Linked DNA regions of Mus musculus: region 2 is linked to region 1. The links are chromatin loops, found by intact Hi-C in ENCODE. Cell type or tissue: gastrocnemius. All regions are shown on one strand. Each heading gives the region's core, and the rest is flanking DNA. Links, peaks and the distances in the headings are about the cores only.

Region 1 (6,191 bases), core at 1,433-3,932:
CACTGCTTATGAATGCCAAAGAGGTGGAGTGTGTGTGTGTGTGTGTGTGTGTGTGTGTGTGTGTGTGTTCTTCAAAGCAGAACAGCCTTTAGTCCTTGCTAAGGCAGAAATATCATCTGCAAAGCAGGGAACACATACCAAATGTGACTCACTCTACCTAGAGCAGATCCACAGCAGGCCTAGGTTGGCAATCTGGAGGCTTAACGGTACACAAAGACCTTTCCCACCAGTCATGAAGCTTGGAATTGAGAAGGACAAGTGAACCCTTTCAGGTCACCAGGGCTCTTTCTAAGCTGTTCAAAGGGGGCCTTGCACAGACTGTAGCTGCTGAGAAAAATGCTCTAAACAACACTACTCCTCAAAAAAACCCCATCCCCAGTACTTTAGTCTGGTCTGTGGCGTGCTGAACATTCTTGCCTGAGACCGACTTCAACTTGTCTTGGGTAGGTTTCATAGAGTAACTCGTAAGGCAGCTCTCCATAATTACTTCCATTCACAAACGTCTCTATTGTTCCTCTAATTGACAGTATGGCCCCAGAACACCCACAGAAGCTGAGCCTGTCACTCACACATGCCACAGTTCTCAGCAGGACTTCACCACCACCACCCCCAGCCTACATCTATTTTACTGTGGAGGCCATATTTCCCTGGGAAGAGCTTATCTTTAGACCCTGCCTGAACCTAGCTAGGCCTGGCTGCTGCAGAAAGTTGCCTTTCGCAGGACTTCCAGATTCTAGGCCTGTGAACTGTATCCAGAGTGGAGCTAAACCTAGCTGTTGATGCGCAATCTCAATTGCTTCCAGAATTCCAGACACCTAAATGTAGGAACTGCTGTTTTCCAAAGCTCCTTGTCCTCTTCTGGAATCCCTGTCTCCTTTAAGGAACAAGTGTCACTGCCCCTTTATATGGCAAACACCCTTAGCCAGCAAACATACTTCTCCCTTGCGGGGTGCCTAGCAGAGATGGAGGAGAATCTGTCTAGCTTCCCAGAGGTGAACAGGACTGTGGATCTAAATCATTCTGAGCTCTGAACAACAGAGCCGAACAAAGTCTTGTGTTTTTGTAAAGCTTATTCATTTTACTTCCATCCGACACTTGTGTATGATACAGGCCACACCAGGTTAATAATCAGATTTTACTGCTATGTGGGTGTAAACGCTCTTTCTCTCTTCCATTTACTTTTCTGGGAATACAACACTTTCTCATAAATGCATGCTCGTTGGAAAGAAAATATTTCATAAGAGTAATGCATAGGTTTCAGGTTCAAAAGCAGCAGATTATGTGTTTTAAATTAAAATATTTTAATAATGTATTCCACATTTACCTTATTTAAACTGCAATATCTATACTTAGTCAAGTGGTGCCTCCCTCTGAATAGTCAGGACTTTTTCTATGTGTCTGCACTCAAGTTATTATCTGTCAGAGAAATAACTGGTTATTATCAATTAAAAGAAAGGTAGATGAGAATATCTTTTGCCTTGACTGGCTGTCAGTCAAAGGCAGGACGGAAACACACAGAATACAGACCTAACTTGTTCTCAACAAGTGCCTTTAAAATTATATATATTTTATAATTTTATAAAAACACACACACACACACATATATATGTGTACATATATATATGTAAATATATATTCTGACTTCCTTTAGACACAGTAGCTCTAGTTTCCCCAGCAGCTGAGAGTTCAAGCCCAGTGCGTTTGTTTCCCAGTTATGAGAGCTGACAGTTCATGATCTGTCCTTTAAGATGGACCCCTTGGGCTGTAATCATCTGGTAAATTTCCCAAACTCCCGTTAGAGCTCCCGTGGGTGACTTCCACCAGTCCCACAGGAGAGGAATTGAAAACACCCTTCATAGTTCTGTCGCTCACCTTCCAAAAAGAGCCCCCTTTCCCCATCCACTACAAGATAAGAGCTTGCTCGAATCTTTATAGCCCTTAACTGAAAAAGGGACTTCACGTCCACCAAGTGCTTTAAAGGAAGAGCCTCCAAGCATTTGAGGTAAAAGATCGTTCCATTCTCATCTAAAGCCATATTGACCTGCATGCCCGGCAAACAACCCCCTCCCCCATTGCTCTAGCCCTGCTCACTCTGCTACTCAATAACTTAATTACCATCCAGCAACCTGCGGTTCTAAAAGGCACTGCCCAAGGTTGCACCTTAGGATTTTAAGTTGTTGTGACTGAGGTGCCAGGTAAAGCCAGGTGTGGTGTGAGCTCAGCCACTATTACTGACCATGAGGTCCTGAAATCTTAAGCACCCTTAATACTAATAATTTATTTTATAGGCAGGCACTTAGTTAACGAATATTAAATATGGTTAATTGCTGCATTTGTGACTGACACCCAGGTGGTAAGTAGGATGGAGTCTATCAACCACCTTTTATTCATGAAGAAACTGAGGCAGGGCAAGGTGGGCCCTTTAGTCACTGGCCAGGCAAACCCCGCCCACCTGCACGTGGTAAACGGAGTCGCCCGTGGGCCTCGCCCAGATCCAGGGACAGAGCCAGGTCCTTTAGCCACACCCTGGGCCCTTGGGCGACCCAGCCTTGGACCTAGGCGCTCCTGGCGCTGCAGCCCCTGCCCAGCCAGCGCGGAGCACGCTCCATAATCTTCCCAGGACTGCCCAGACGCTTTCCGTGCCAAACCACAGGGAGGGACGGGGCCCAGCACCGAGGAGGGCGCTGAGAACTGTTTGTTGTTGCTTTTTTCCTGAATTACAAAGAAATCGGGGGAATAGAGCAGGAACCAGGACACAGTTCGGGGGGGTGGGGGGGAGAATCTGGCGAGTCACCTTGGCAGACCCCTGGGCGGCTGCCAATGCTCTCCCTTGGAAAGGGTAAGGCTGCCGAGTGTGCGATGAGAGCCTGGTGAGGATTCATTGTGGATGATGGATGACTGGCTTGGAACCCGTCCACACCACAAATTTGTTCCTCTGTACACCCAGGCAACCAGGAAGCCAAAAAAGATGAGGGCGGGAGGAGGGAGGTCGGAGTGGGAAGTAGGGCTTCAACTTGGGTTGCACTGAACTGCTGGCACCATCACCTCCGTAGCAATCAGCCCTTCCCCACCCCATTGGCTCTGATTTCCATCTTTCTTTTGGCTGCGCTGGTCCCCAGAAGCAGAGCTCCCCCGAGGTACTGTTTCCCTGATGTGCGCATTCGCAACCCCGGGCCAAACACAGTCTATCCAGGCAGGGATTACTAACTGCAAAGAGTTTTTTGGCTGGAGCTAGCGAGGGCAGCCTCCCTGCCTTCCCGCCTTCAGCATCTTCCCCCTCTGCCGCGCCCCTGACCTAGCCATCCACCGGCACAGCTGCCAGAATCGCGTTTCCGTTCCACGGTTTTGATCATGTAGCATCCCCCTCCTTGGAAGACCAAAGTGAGTCCCAGTGGTCTCATATGTCAAATCTCAATTTCTAACCACGAGCATTAAAGTTCCTCCCCTGGCCCCCCATCTTGCCTGAGGGATCTTCTCCCAGTGCAAAAGATCAGCAGAGGTGATACAAAACTTTATAGCGCCCCCACCCCCTTAGTCATTCCACAAGTGTTTATTGAGAGTATAATGTGCCAGGCATTGAACTATGTGCTGCAAATACAATCGCAAACAAAACCATCCTGCCTCACTGACTTCACACTCCAATGTGGAAAATGGTTACGTAGGAATGGAGTTTTCTTGCTCTTATTTGCCAGTTATACAACATAGTTCTTCTCATTTAAACCTAAACACGCCCTTGCAGCATCAACTAACAAATATGCCCAGATGAAAGACCAATCCCAGAATGTTCCAAGAAAAATAATTCTGGGGCTGCCGAGTAACAGAAATAGGGGTTACTTCCTCACTTACATTTTAAGTAGTTTCCAAAAGTGCTGACCAGGTATTAATTTCCGTGTCAAAAAAAGCAAATATTTATAATACTTTCCTTTTTTTCCTGGTTAGCAAAGAGCAATGCTGTTTCTTTTAAGAAAAATTTCAAAACTACAGAATGCATTAATAAGAAAAATATCTATAAGCCCAATATTACTTTATTACAATGCCAATAGTTTGTTATATTAGCATCAACTACTATATTTTGGGTTCAAGTTTTAGATTATTTTTGGAGATTATTGTGAATAATTTTCCATGACATTCAAATATCCTACATTATTTTCACACCTCCCTAATATTTCACAGGAATTAATCACCACCAGTCTAGTCAATGTTTATACATAAATTGTCGTGCATTCCCTGAAAGGGAGACAATTATGAGAGTTAAGAGTAAGCTATGGGGGGCTGGAGAGATGGCTCAGCAGTTAAGAGCACTGACTGTTCTTCCAGAGGTCCTGAGTTCAATTCTCAGCAACCACATGGTGGCTCACAACCATCTGTGATGGGATCTGACGCCCTCTTCTGGTGTGTCTAAAGACAGTGACAGTGTACTCATATACATGAAGAAGAGGAGGAGGAGGAGGAGGGTGAGAAGACAGCAGCTTCGTTGTGGCGGGGTTGTACATGGCAAGCAATACATGGCTACGATTTGCCTTTGCCTTCTGGTTATAATACCCAGTCCCTTACCCCCTCTCATGCCCCATCCTCCACCCCCCCACCAACTGCTACCAGCTCCAGGGTTCCCCCTCCTAAGAGTTTTCTCCTGGGTGGAGGCTTCCAGGTGGGTGCTCTGCATCTCCTCTAGGGAACACCCTGTGAAGAGGTACTGAACACTTGAGGCAGACCTCCACTTTGTGTCACCTGACAGGTTCTTCTTCAGATTCAAACCCTCTGATGTCCAAAGACCAAGGCTGAGTAACAAAAGTGAAATGTGTTTGTGTGTGTATGTATGTGTGCATGTGTGTGTTCTAAAGTGTATGTATGTGTGCATGTATGTATGATGTGTTTGTGTATGTGTGTTTGTGTATGTGTTCATGTGTAGTTGTGTGCACCTATATATGTGTGTACGTATGTGTGCATGTGTTCATGTGCTTATGTGTTCATGTATATGTGTGTATATGTGTGTGCATGTGTGTGTATGTATGTGTGCATGTGTGTTTATGTGTGTGTGTGTGTTTGTGTGGTGTGTGTTTGTGTGGTGTGTGTATGTATGTATATGTGCATGTGTTCCTGTGTGTATGTGTTCCTGTGTGTCTTTGTGTCTGTGTGTGCACGAGTGCTTGTGTATGTACATGTGAGTGTGTGTAGTATGTATGTGCTTGTGTGGTGTGTGTATGTATGTATGTGTGCATGTGTTCATGTGCCTATGTGTTCATATATATGTGTGTGCATGTGTTTGTATGTGTGCATGTGCTCCTATGTGCATGTGTTCATGTGTCTGTTTGTGTGTGCATGTGAGTGTGTGTGTGTGGTGTGTATGTGTTTGTGTGGTGTGATGAATGTGTGTGTGCATGTGTTCCTATGTGTATGTGTGTGTATGTGTTCATGTGTCTGTGTGTGCATGAGTGCTTGTGCATGTGTGTGTGTACATATGTGTGTGTGTATATGTGTGTAGTACATGTGGATGCATGGGGCAGGTTTACGTGCACTCACCCACAGTTTCTGTGTAAAGTACAGAGATGGATGCCGGCTGTCTTTCTCTATTGCTCACCATCTTACTTTTTGAGATAGAGTCTCCCACTGAAACTGGAAGCTGTCCATTTTGAACAGACCTAGCTGGCCAACCCAGGTAACCCCCCGTTCCTGCCTCTGCCAGAGCTGGAGTTCCAGAGAAGTGCCCATTCAGCTTCCATGAGAGACCCAGACCCTGGTCTGCATGCTTATGACAGAAACACATTACCACTGAGCCATTTCTCTCACTCCCCTTGGCTCATTTGTCCTTACACTGTTGGGAGTAGACTAAGTCAGGTTACAAGAATGCAGGGGGATCTGAAACATGAAACACTGAGCATGCTTAGAGATGTCATTCACCAGGAAGAGCATCCAGACTTCAGAAGCCTTGGCCCTTCTGAAGATCCGGCATCAGGCATGCACCCACCACCACCACACACCCCACCACACCTCCACTGCCACACACCCCCACGCTGTCTCTCCATGTTCCTCCTGTCTTATCAGGTCTCCTCCCGACACTGAATGTTTTATTGTCCTATCTAAGCCCTTTGTTATCCACCACACTATCTCAGCTTGAAAAATCTTGCCCTTGATTCTTGCTTTTGAGCAGTGTGCTGCCCTCCTATCAGTCCAGATCATTTCTGTGTTTGGAC
Region 2 (6,191 bases), core at 1,185-3,684, 120 kb before region 1:
AATCAAAACTGCATACCCTAGGTAAGTATCTTCTAGACTGTATATATTATGCAATCTATTATTTAAAAATGCTAAGCCTGTATGTATTATATAGCCTAAAAAAGATGTTGTCTGGAAGATAATATTTTACTCCTGAGTCATGTTTGAAATTCACTAAAGCAGATAGTCTCCTAACTCATTCTCATTTCTGCCTTGTGTCTTCTGCCTTGTAACTATGGAGACAAAAAAAAATGTTTCAGGCACAGCTATAAAAGCTTGACACTGAAGCACTACTAAGTAACAAGCTGGAAGCAACCATAAAGTAAAGAACTTCAGAAGCAATGGTTTACTCTAGCACCCTAGGCATTACAGTAGCAAAGTGGTGGCCTGCCAAGGTGGCGTGTGAATACCAGCATCTGCTGTGTGGTCTAAGGAAAAACCACTCTGCCGCTCTAAACAGGATGCATCCTTATTAGAACCTACATCAGTCCCCCAAGCAGTGGACCAAGCAGAGGGAGCTTATGGGGGACACAGAAGGGGGTGAGGGAATCTTTATCAGATACCCAGTGCTGTGAACTGTGCTGTTTGTTGGGTTTGTCGTTTCACTGTATTTGAGTTAGAAGTATGAGGTACTTTACGGATTCACAGAGAGCATCATACTCCCACCTTGACTTGGCGCGTGCCATCTCAGCTCTGCAGGAAAGAATCTTGGGAATGCAGAACACATAGGTCTCTTCTCCACTTTCAGCACACATGTTCCTCAAAGAGGGAACAGAATCTATCAGATAAATCCAAGACTAAGTCTCCGCTGCTATGCCCCTTACTAGCTCTGGGAACTTGATCAAAACAGAAGCCCTCGCTTTAGTCATCTGCAAAATGGGAATGATAAGCAGACTCCCCCGCCACCACCACCACCACGTGTAAACACACCCCACAATCTGTGCAAAATAAAGTAATGAATCAGTTCTTGACACACAACAACTTCTCAATAAAATTTTTTTTACAGTGGTGATAATGATGTTCGTGATGGATAAAGGGAGTGGAAATGAAATATAAAGCAAGAATTGTATTTTTTTTTTGAAGACGACAAATCATAATGACACAGGCTGGAAGAATGAGCCTCTAGAAAGCAGCCTGGGGTGGGGAGGTGCTTGGAGCTGCTAGTAGAGGACTAAGGCTTTGAACAAAGTAAGGGCCTTAGAAAAAATCAGATCTGGAGAAGCAGGGCCTGACTGTCGGCTTACATGCCAAGCATGGTATGAGAGAGTGAAGAAAGCCTGCCAGGTCTGAGATCTTGCCTGCTGGGATAGGCTCAGAGAGAGTTTCCCTGCAGCCAACCTCACAGGACTCACCTGGGTTTACTGAGAGAGTTGATTTTAGATGCGAACCTGATCTGATTAAGGGATGTGCAGGTAGCTACTCAATCAGGACTTCTCAGTGTCCCTGTGGAGATGGGTCTGGAGAGAGTGGAGTTTAACCAACAAATGGAAATAGCCACACTCATGTAGCTGCCTAAGGACCACACAGTTTGTTCTCAGATTTCTGACTTGGGGACTTGCACAACCCCCACCAGATCCAGCACAGTTGACGAAAGGCTCACTGGAGGTAAGGAGAATGGCCAGCTCAGTTTGTTTCTTAGGATCAGCTTGTCTGGCACGTTTAGCCACAAGCCCTTACGGTGTCCTCCAATGTCCTGCATCCCTGCTCTATCTTACGCTAGCCACATACCTCTTGTGCCCATTTACACCCTCCATGCTGATAACACAACTTCTCACATGCAGGAATCACCGAGTATGGCAACCTTGTGCAAACTCACAAGCTATCAAAGACCTGACTGAACTAAGAACAAAAAGCGAGCTCCCGTGACAGCACTCCAGACAACGCTTAACCAGAAGTGTGTTTGGAAAGCACAAGATCTTTATCAGCCTTGGTGCAGAGTCCTCAAGGCAGACTCACAAAGCAACTGGACACAGACAAACAGGAGGATGGAGGTCCAGATAAACATAAAAGACATGAATTCCCATTGAGCCTCCTCCAATTTACCAAAAACAAATCAAACCTTGGAAACTAGACTATAGCAGGTCACACGCCTTTCCATAGTGCTACTGGGCCTGAGTTGACGAGGTGTTTGAATCCTTCGGTTTAGGAAGCAGAAGACAGGAGTAGGAGAAAGGGTCTAAGGTGGTTCTTTAATGGCAGGAATCCGCTCTGTTTCCACCCTCTCCACCAGGGGGCAGCATAGCAACATTCATTAAGTACCATGTTGACTTGGTAACTGAGGTCATCCAGGCAGAGACAGGGATTGGCCATAAGCCAAAACTGTCTGCTGGAAAATCTGCTGCTGGGAGCCTGGGAGAGCATGTGGCTAAACTGAAGGAGAGATGGTGAAAGAAGAGTATTCAAAAGTATTGGGAACCAAAAGCATGGCTTGTGGCCTTAGAAGAAGTGACACAAGCAACCTTGTCAGCTGGCTCCAGGTCTCTGTCCTTGAGGCTGAGCCAACAGCACCACAATAAGCAATGGGGCACGTGGTCCTGAGGCGGTGGGAAAGTCTGCAGAGACAATAGACATGGCGAGATCATCCATAGGAGACGGTCTTAAGACTCCACAGTGGTGAAAAAATGGAAAACAATAAGTGGCTGGCAGAGCCAATCAGAGTTTCTGTCTCCTGGTGACTCCTGGGGAACTGGGCAGAGGACCATACAATGGGATGAGTGAATGAGAGAAAGGACTGTTAACGGTGATGTCTGTAACCCAGAAGCTCCGGGAGGCCTTACTAAGAAATAGGTGTACTCTTTGCATCTCAAAAGACCTCTGGCAATGAATGAATAGATTTACCTTGAAATTATAGACCACGCATATCTTTCTTGTTCTCAAAAAGAGTGTTTTCCAGTCAGCCAAACTTAATAGGTGTGTGTGTAAGGGGGGGGGGGGGAATTACAGGTCTAAGACCAATCAACATGTATGCAAAACTTGGTTCTCTTTTTACAAATATGAGTTTCAGAATCTCTTGGCTCTCCAATTTCCATTAAAAAAATACAATCATGTTATGTCATGCAACATATTTTGCAGATTTAATGAGATAACTCATCTAAAGAATCTGACACATGTTAGCTGCTGTCCATAAGCTATAGCTATTGGTTTCCTTTATTGAAATCAATTTAGCATATCTACCCATGTAAATATTTGTCTAAGGTAATATATTTCAAGATGGTCATTGAGTTTGAACCAGAGCCTCAAATATTATCTCAAGTCTATATTCGTCATTATTGTAACAAATTAAATTAAACTTCAGTAAGCCTTTCGCATTATTGGAAAGGAGAGCAACAAGCAAACATGAATAGCCCAGCCCTTGAGAGGAAACGGGGTGAATTTCATTCAGGCTACTATGGCTGTGATAGCCTACAGCAAATATTGATAGTAGCCAGCCCTTGTTGTATGGCACCCACATTCATTGCCTATGACCTAGCATATGTTCAGGAAGTTATCAACTCTATGGCTGGCCCACCAGAGCCACTGGTTGCTATTTGGTTAATACTGAGATTATCTAGCAAATATTTGGACCAGACCTCTGCTCTGCGTCACTTCCGATGTCAGTTGACTGTTTCTTTTTAGACCACTGGTCCTTGTTTGGATTTGTATCAAGACACGCATGGCCTTACCATACTCTCCTAACCTCCTCCCCTGAGAGATCAGTCATCCTCTTCATAAAGGGAAAGAAACCATGATCCCGGAGGAGCAGTGAGCTTGATCACAAGGAAATCTAAGATTATTGAAAGGACCGGCCAGCGCTTGTGGCTCAGCAGTCAAGAATGAATGAGGCTACAATGCCACAGGCTGGCTGAGGTAGAAAGGTTCCCCTCAGGCTTCTAAAATGGAGGGGGGGAGGTGAGAAGCTAAATGAGCAGACATAGGGTAGGACAGTGGACCTCTCTTTCCTCCCCTCCCTCTTTACTTCCTTGCCAAATTTGTCTATGAAACCAGGCTCTAGAGCAAAACAGTGTGGTATAAGTGTGGGTTCCAATAACCCAAGCCAAGGTGGCAGGACTTAGAGTATACACTTTCCATATTGTCACAGAGGCATGGTAAAACATCAAGAAACATAAAACAGACATATGGAAAGTATATGTTTTCTTCTGGAGGAATGAAGGTTTGGTTTCCTTTGAAAACGCCAGTTTTCCTTTCTCTTTATCCTCATTAGCCTCTTTGGCTGCTCTTAAGCACACCCACCAAACAACAGAGGGTGGAGGAAGAGATATTTTTAGCTGATATTCTGGGCACAGATTCCCATTCTTCCACAAGTTTTGGCTTAGCAGCATGGCACCAGGCCAGTCCAATATATATTCTTAAAGGGAATATATGTTTCCTGGGTGCGTTCTCTCTCTCTCTCTCTCTCTCTCTCTCTCTCTCTCTCTCTCTCTCTCTCTCTCTCTCTCTCCCTCTCTCTCTCTCTCTCTCTCTCTCTCTCTCTCTCTCTCTCTCTCTCTCTCTCGTGTGTGTGTGTGTGTGTGTGTGTGTGTGTGTGTGTGTGTGTGTTGCATTAGGAAGGACAGGATATTATGAATGATGCTTTGATGGGAAAGATCCTGGGATCCCAGCAGGGGGCGACACCGAGAGCTCCATGAGTCCTGTTTACCCTGACCACTGTCACTTGTCACTCATGATTTCTATTGTGCTGTGCATCAAAAAAAGAAGAAAGAATAAAATAATATTGTCACAACTCAATGGTTCCTCATAGAATTAGCAGATAGCAACAGTACTGTAAAAGGAACTAAATATACCTTGAAGACAAAGAAGGGTGTTGCAAAGCCACTAGCGCCTTGGCAGGTTGGGTGAAAATCCTCACGGAGACATGAAAACCAAGGGCTGTTGCTGAGGGCATTTTCAGGTAGAAAGAAAAAACAGCTCTGAGTTATTTGGGTTTCCAGAAGGCCTTTAGTTCATGGACCTCAAAGCAGGTGTCATCTTGCACGACATCTGAGCTCTATGTACAAGTGAGGGTGTTGCTCAATGGTAAAGCCACCGCCTGTGCAGGGTTTCAGGTTCAAACTCTTGCACCACAAAAATAAAACGAAACAAAAACTGTTTAGTTTGAGAGAATGAGAGAGAAGTCAGGCTTTGATATCTGTTGCTCTCCAGAGAGGGTGATGGACAGCGGGTCCTGCTCTTCGCGCCAGCATCCCTCCCGAAGGCTGCCCTTTCCAGGTAGACTTGGGGAGCCTTGAGGGCTCCCTAAGGGCAAATCTGACCCAGTACATGCGGCACGGTCCTTGTTTCTTGATGGTTTTTATTTTCACCCTTCTATTTTTAAACCTTCCTTTATTAATTAAATTCTTCAATTATCTCGCACCTGTTCATTCAGCTCTCTCACTTGCATCAAACCCGAAAGATGCCAGACAGGCCCATTAGGATAGCTACTAATAAAAAGATAGAAAAGACAAGTGTTCACAAAGATGTGAGCTTGGAACCCCTGTGCTCTGTTGCCAGGTGTGTGAGGTGGTGCAGCCGCTGCTAGATGAATTATGGAAATTCCTGCAAAAAAAAAAAAAAAAAAACTCCAAGGAGAAGTACCATATGATCCCAAAAGTCTCTTACTGGACATAATTCCCCAAAGAACTGGAAACAGGCTCAGAAGAGATGTTGGTACAGCCGTGTTCACAGCAGGATTGTTGCCAGTAATAAAATCTGAAAGCAACACCAGTGTCCATTAACAGGTGGACAGACAAACAAAAATTGGTCTAAATCTACAAAGGAATGTTGTGCAATCTCAAAAGGGAAGGAGATTCCGACACACGCTACAATTCGATAAGGACATTATGCTAATTAGACAAACCAGTCAGTGTCCACACAGCAGTGCAAATGAACTTAACAAATGGCACTGAAATTAACTTAATGTCCTTGCTAAGGACAGAGATGGTAAATTTGTGGGTTGCTGGTCACTTCTGCTGGGTCTCTTCTGCTAACTTCTCCACATCTCAACCCATGGAACGTTCAACCCCATTTTCCTGTTTACACCCCTTAGTTATTTTATCTAGGGTTATTACTGTAAATGGCACACAAATATTGGAGAACTCCAACATTCCTGCTTCTGTCCTCACACATTCTCCTAAGCCTAACTCGTATGCCTGACTACCTACTAAACACCTTCACTGGGGACTTCTTGCTTCAGTTGTTTTTATTTTAACTGTACTTATTTGTGGAGTGCAATATGA

What was found. Peaks named below come from ENCODE experiments on the same cell type or tissue, not always from the same donor. Only the 100,000 strongest peaks of a DNase experiment are listed, where the experiment ranks them.
Region 2: it touches region 1 in a loop (2.2-fold over the local background); 2 of 42 quality-filtered maps call a loop at or near these places.

What each region holds. Positions count from the first base shown.
Region 1 is chr1:167,657,708-167,663,898 of GRCm38, reverse strand. No RefSeq gene overlaps it. Among named protein-coding and RNA genes, the nearest start is that of Lmx1a, 29 kb to the left of the region's middle. In gastrocnemius, for the core only: no CTCF peak of the experiment used is centred there; DNase peaks (open chromatin) are centred at 2,623 and 2,889; H3K4me3 peaks cover 986 bases; H3K27ac peaks cover 845 bases.
Region 2 is chr1:167,778,347-167,784,537 of GRCm38, reverse strand. All of the region lies in intron 2 of Lmx1a (LIM homeobox transcription factor 1 alpha), which reads right to left. Among named protein-coding and RNA genes, the nearest start is that of Lmx1a, 92 kb to the right of the region's middle. In gastrocnemius, for the core only: a CTCF peak has its summit at 2,206 (motif pointing right); DNase peaks (open chromatin) are centred at 1,228 and 2,257.